Linked DNA regions of Homo sapiens: region 1 is linked to region 2. A link is a loop called in an ENCODE intact Hi-C map of the cell type or tissue named here. Cell type or tissue: ovary. All regions are shown on one strand.

The links. A loop is a pair of places that touch in the nucleus more often than their neighbours do. Peaks named below come from ENCODE experiments on the same cell type or tissue, not always from the same donor. Only the 100,000 strongest peaks of a DNase experiment are listed, where the experiment ranks them.
Region 1: a loop joins it to region 2, with 4 times the contacts of the local background. A loop is called at or near these places in 76 of 110 quality-filtered maps.

What each region holds. Positions count from the first base shown.
Region 1 is chr22:16,916,534-16,919,033 of GRCh38, forward strand. No RefSeq gene overlaps it. Among named protein-coding and RNA genes, the nearest start is that of GAB4, 90 kb to the right of the region's middle. RefSeq lists a silencer at 1,125-1,174. In ovary, no CTCF peak of the experiment used is centred here; a DNase peak (open chromatin) is centred at 1,058.
Region 2 is chr22:17,056,981-17,059,480 of GRCh38, forward strand. It overlaps CECR7 (cat eye syndrome chromosome region, candidate 7), which reads left to right. Exons shown (of 4, transcript NR_152826.1): 4 at 537-2,500. Among named protein-coding and RNA genes, the nearest start is that of CECR7, 22 kb to the left of the region's middle. RefSeq lists enhancers at 1-44, 1,049-1,549. In ovary, a CTCF peak has its summit at 1,411 (motif pointing left); a DNase peak (open chromatin) is centred at 1,381.

The DNA.
Region 1 (2,500 bases), 140 kb before region 2:
AGAAATTTGATTAAAGGCTCACAGTAAACTGTAGAAAACTATGTCAATTTTATTTACTCTTTTCTCATTAAATTTCGTAACTTTTGTGCACTTGACTTTTTCTTATGTTATTAACCAATTCAAACCTGCTTCTTATTCTTCAAAAAGTGAGACTCCTAAATAATCATACTAGTGAACAATAGAAACATCAGAGGCTGAAGGAAAAGAAAAAGAAAACACAATCAGCCTAACTAAAGTAGAACGAGATGGTGCATCATATTGTAAGTTTTAAATAATTATTCTGAAAGGGTATTAAATGAGGAATCAGTTCTATCTATAATTAAAAACAAACTTGAATTGCAGGGAAGTGACTAACAATAAAAAAATTTGTCAGGTTTTCTTTTACTAAAGGTCAATTCTTGAAAATGTTGTTTTTGCAAAGTATTCCTTAAGAAGCTTGAATTTAAGATAGTCTTGCTATTTCCTATGAAACTTAGTAATACATCGTTAAGAAGGTTACCATTGTGATTTTTAAAAATCTCATGATCTGTTGCTGTACATAAATATAAATTGTGAAATTTTGTAGAAATCTTTTTTAGTCAGAAAAGAGCTTTGAAATTACTCTTTATTACCTATAGACTTAAAGGATAATATTACTAATTCTGATTAGAAACCTCCCTTTCTTATCTGTTGACACATTATGCCAAGGCTTTCACAACAGCAGACAAAGCTGGTCACTCCACAGTGGACACAGATCAGAAGGTGTCACAACCACCTCCATTCGGATCTAGGTGTGCGGCAGGCCTCTGCCTCTGAGTGTCTCTAACATGAACCATGGTCACCTGAATGAGGGAGGACTTATACAGGTGGGGTTTATTATGGCTGTGTCTCCTTTTCCTGATGCGGTTAGTTTGGGGTCCATAAAACTGGGAGCAACTGCATTATTCGTAAGACTTGGCAAGAGTCTTAGAAGTGGAACTGTTTGTGTTCATGACCCTGGAGTCAGTGTTTGGGGTGGACACTGTGATCCGATTTGTACGGGATTGGAATGACTTGCGGGCTCATCAAGGAAAAAGAGATGGCCACAGGGGGGCAGTCGCACACATGACTTTATTGGGTGACGTTTTGTCAGGTTTGCAGAGAGAAGCCCCTCCCAGCAGGAATCTGTGCAGAGAATAAGCTGCCAGGCTTGCTTCTCGAAACGATGGGACACTGGACAAGGGGCTGTGTGTCTAGGGGACGCCTCACAGCAGCACAGTGGGGAGTTTCTGGTTTAAGGTTTTCATAACTGGGGTTTATCTTACTGCGAGTAGATGTGGTTGAAATTTTCTGGACATGCAAAGTAAGTATTTTCTAAAAGGCTAAAAGTATTCTTCTTTGGGCTGTTGTTAAAATAATTGCATTGTAAAATTTGAGTTTGGAACAGGCCATTAGGAAGTAAACACAGTTTTGGCCGGGCCCGGTGGCTCACGCCTGTAATCCCAGCACTTTGGGAGGCCAAGGTGTGCGGATCACAAGGTCAGGAGTTGGAGACCAGCCTGACCAACATGGTGAAACCGCGTCTCTACTAAAAATACAAAAATTAGCTTGGCATGGTGGCACGTGCCTGTAGTCCCAGCTACTCGGGAGGCTGAGGCAGGAGAATTGCTTGAACCCGTGAGGCGGAGGTTGCATTGAGCCAAGATCACGCCATTGCACTCCAGCCTGGTTGACAGAGTGAGACTCCGTCTCAAAAAAAAAAGAAGTAAACACAGTTTTGAAATAAACAACATGGGGGCCAGGACCCACAGGCCATCTTTAGCTCATTTCTATGTCACTGTTTCTAATTCTGTAGACTTTGTTCTACAGACGGCATTAGTCCATATTTTCCAAACCAACACTACCATGGATGAGGTTGAGTAACACAGAGGCCTGTTCCCCACTTGGGGCACAATGAAGGTTCTTTTTGTTAAAGGGGAGAGTTTATCTTTGCATGCAAGCCACCCACTGAGCATCCCTTCGTGAAGCTGCAGGTCCTGTGACTGGATTCCTGGCTGCAAGGCACCGGGGGTTGAAGCTGTCTGCATTATCTCACTAACTGTAAATTGTCACTCACTGGAGAATATATTCACAGATAAATATTCTGGAACACAGACAGCTCAGGGAATGAAGGCTTCATGAATGTGTATCTTCTGCTTCTGAGAATTCATCTCTCCGGCACTGGAAGAAACAGGGTTGTTCATATGTTGTACCTTCAGACCGTGTTCTAGACCTGTCTAAGCTGACCCTGTTTCCAAATATTTGAGTTATTGTTCTTTACTTTTCCTTGGAAAAAATGTTTAGAAATCCTATAAAACTATATACACAGCTGTGGGAATAAGTGGTGAGTTTTTCCTCTGTGCTTGCTAATCTTTCTGCAGGGCCCACCTCACCTACCAACAAACTGCAGAAAGGGAAGCAATGATTCTCTTTCCTTCCTGAGCATTCTGTGTCCACGTCACTTCAATCTCTGTCTCTGTCTTCAAATCACCTTCTCTTCTGC
Region 2 (2,500 bases):
AGCCCCTCTCCCCAGCCCTGGCCTGCTGCCACCCGACCCCCTCACCAGGGAGCCCCTGCACATCCAGTTGAGCCCAGATGGCATTCCTTTAGGAAACCTCCTCGACACTCCGAAGTCCAGATCGCAGGCCCCACCTGGAATGCTCTCCTTGCAGCCTGTTCGAAGACTCATGAGACCGTGCTGCACACTGGACTTCAACCATGAGCTTCACCGTCTGTCTCTTCCTTCACTACCTTCGCTCTGCACTAGGCCATAAGCTCTGTAGGAGAAGGAACTCATCACAGTGCCTGCCCCAGACAGGTTGTTCATAAGCACGTATTGAAATATAGAATTCCCAGGCACCTCCAACAGAGAGACTGGACCTTGTGAGACCCAACAAGAAGCCAGTATTTCAGAACTGATGAAAAATAGCAAGGATCTAGATTAGGGGGTATAGTGGGAATGAAATGGGGGACTGGGTGATGCCCCATATTTGTCAACGACTCATAGTCTTTCTCCAGAGATGTCTTCCTCCCCTGTGTTCTTTGTCTCATCAGCTGCCACCAGCACTCACTCCAGCCACTAAAGCCAGAAAGTTGAAAGACCTCTGCCCTCATCCGGCCCAGCCCCCATCCAGCCAAAGACCTGTCATTTCAACCTCACGCCCACCCCGCTTTCCACTCCCACTGCTCCTGCCTTAGTTCAGACCACCACCGTCGCTCTCCTACCCAGTTCAAGCCAAGCTGACCTGGCCAGTGGCCTTCAGGCCTTCCCTTCTCCATCCTGCCATGTCCATCCTCCACAGGCAGAACAGGAAGCTGTCATGTAAAAGTGCAGGTCTGCTTTGGTCCTTCTCCTAAACCCTTCAGTGGCTTCCCGGTTCCCTTTGGGTCCTGGTACAGATTCCTTAGCATGGCCAGGGAGGACAGCCCTCCATGATCCTCCCCTCCCTGAGATGTTCCTCCTGCCCCAGCACCCTGTGTTTGAGCCCAAGCCCGCCCTGTGGTGTCACGGGAGGCCCAGCTCCTCTGCCTGGGGTGCCTTGCCTGGCCTAGGAACTGGGAAAACTTACCTGCTTCCAAGACTCAGCTCTAGCACCTCTTCCTGCTGGGTGTTTTCCGATGCCCCCCCTCTCGCCACCTCATGGGGACCCCACAGTCCCCTGAAGAGCCTTCTGCCCCAGTGCCTCACCCCACTCTTTAGACCTGTTTCTGTTTCCATGGCTGCCTTGCCTTCTTAGACCACGGGCTCCTGCAGAGCGGGACCCCATATCTCAGTCGGCTTTGCATTCCCAGTGCCTGGCCGAAACTGAGGCTGGAATGGTCTCCTATTCCATAAGCTCTCAATAACCCTTGAAAAATGACTGGAATCCTGGACAGCGCCAAGGCAGCAACTGGGATGGGAGAGTGATCTGCTGCCCTCTCCTGGCAATGTGAGGAATTGTCCTAAGCACAGACAACTCCCTCCCTGCCTTGCACAAGTGCAGGATGGGGGAAACTGGAAAAGGAGCTGATGGAGGATTGGGGAGGTGGATGCTGTCTAAGGAGACAAACTGAATTGAGGGGTTGCTGGGACTCGGCCGGCTCACATGCTATTCCCATGTCATGGGCCCAGGGGCCAAGTCAGTGCTTCCAAAGGAGGGTGCATCCTGAGAGAGGCTCTGGCTCCCCCAACAAAACCCTAAACTCTTGAAGGACATCTTCCTTCTCAGTATACCCTATTGCTGTGTTGTTGTAACTATCACTGTAACTTTTATTCACTTCAGTGGGCGATCACTGAGTTTTTCCTCCATTGTTGTAAAACATGTGTTTTGCTCTTGTGTGTAAAATGACTGTGAATTTAGCCACTGCCTTCTCCTGATTTTAACTCAGCTTTCTACTGCTAGGAGGTTATCTCTGTTCTGGGTTTCTCAGCTTTCTATCAAAACCCAAATACTGTCATTCCTCGGTATCCGTAGGGGATTGGTTCCAGGAACCTCCCTTGAAGATACCAACATTGCAGGTGCCCAAGCCCCTGATAGAGAACAGCGCAGCATTTGCAGACAACCTATGTACACACTGCATGCACTTTCAATCAGCTCTAGATTACTTCTGATACCTAATTCAATGTAAATGCTGTGTCAGTAGTTGTCTAGGGAATAATGACAAGAAGAAAATTTTGTACATGTTCAGTACGTAGGAAAAAGAAAGAGAGATCAGACTGTCACTGTGTCTATGTAGAAAGGGAAGACATAAGAGATTCCATTTTGAAAAAGACCTGTACTTTAAACAGTTGCTTTGCTGAGATGTTGTTAATTTGTAGCTTTGCCCCAGCCACTTTGCCTTAGCCACTTTGACCCAACCTGGAGCTCACAAAAATATGTGTTGTATAAAATCAAGGTTTAAGGGATCTAGGGCTGTGCAGGATATGCCTTGTTAACAAAATGTTTACAAGCAGTATACTTGGTAAAGGTCATCGCCATTCTCTAGTCTCAATAAAACAGGAGCACAGTGCACTGCGGAAAGCCGCAGGGACCTCTGCC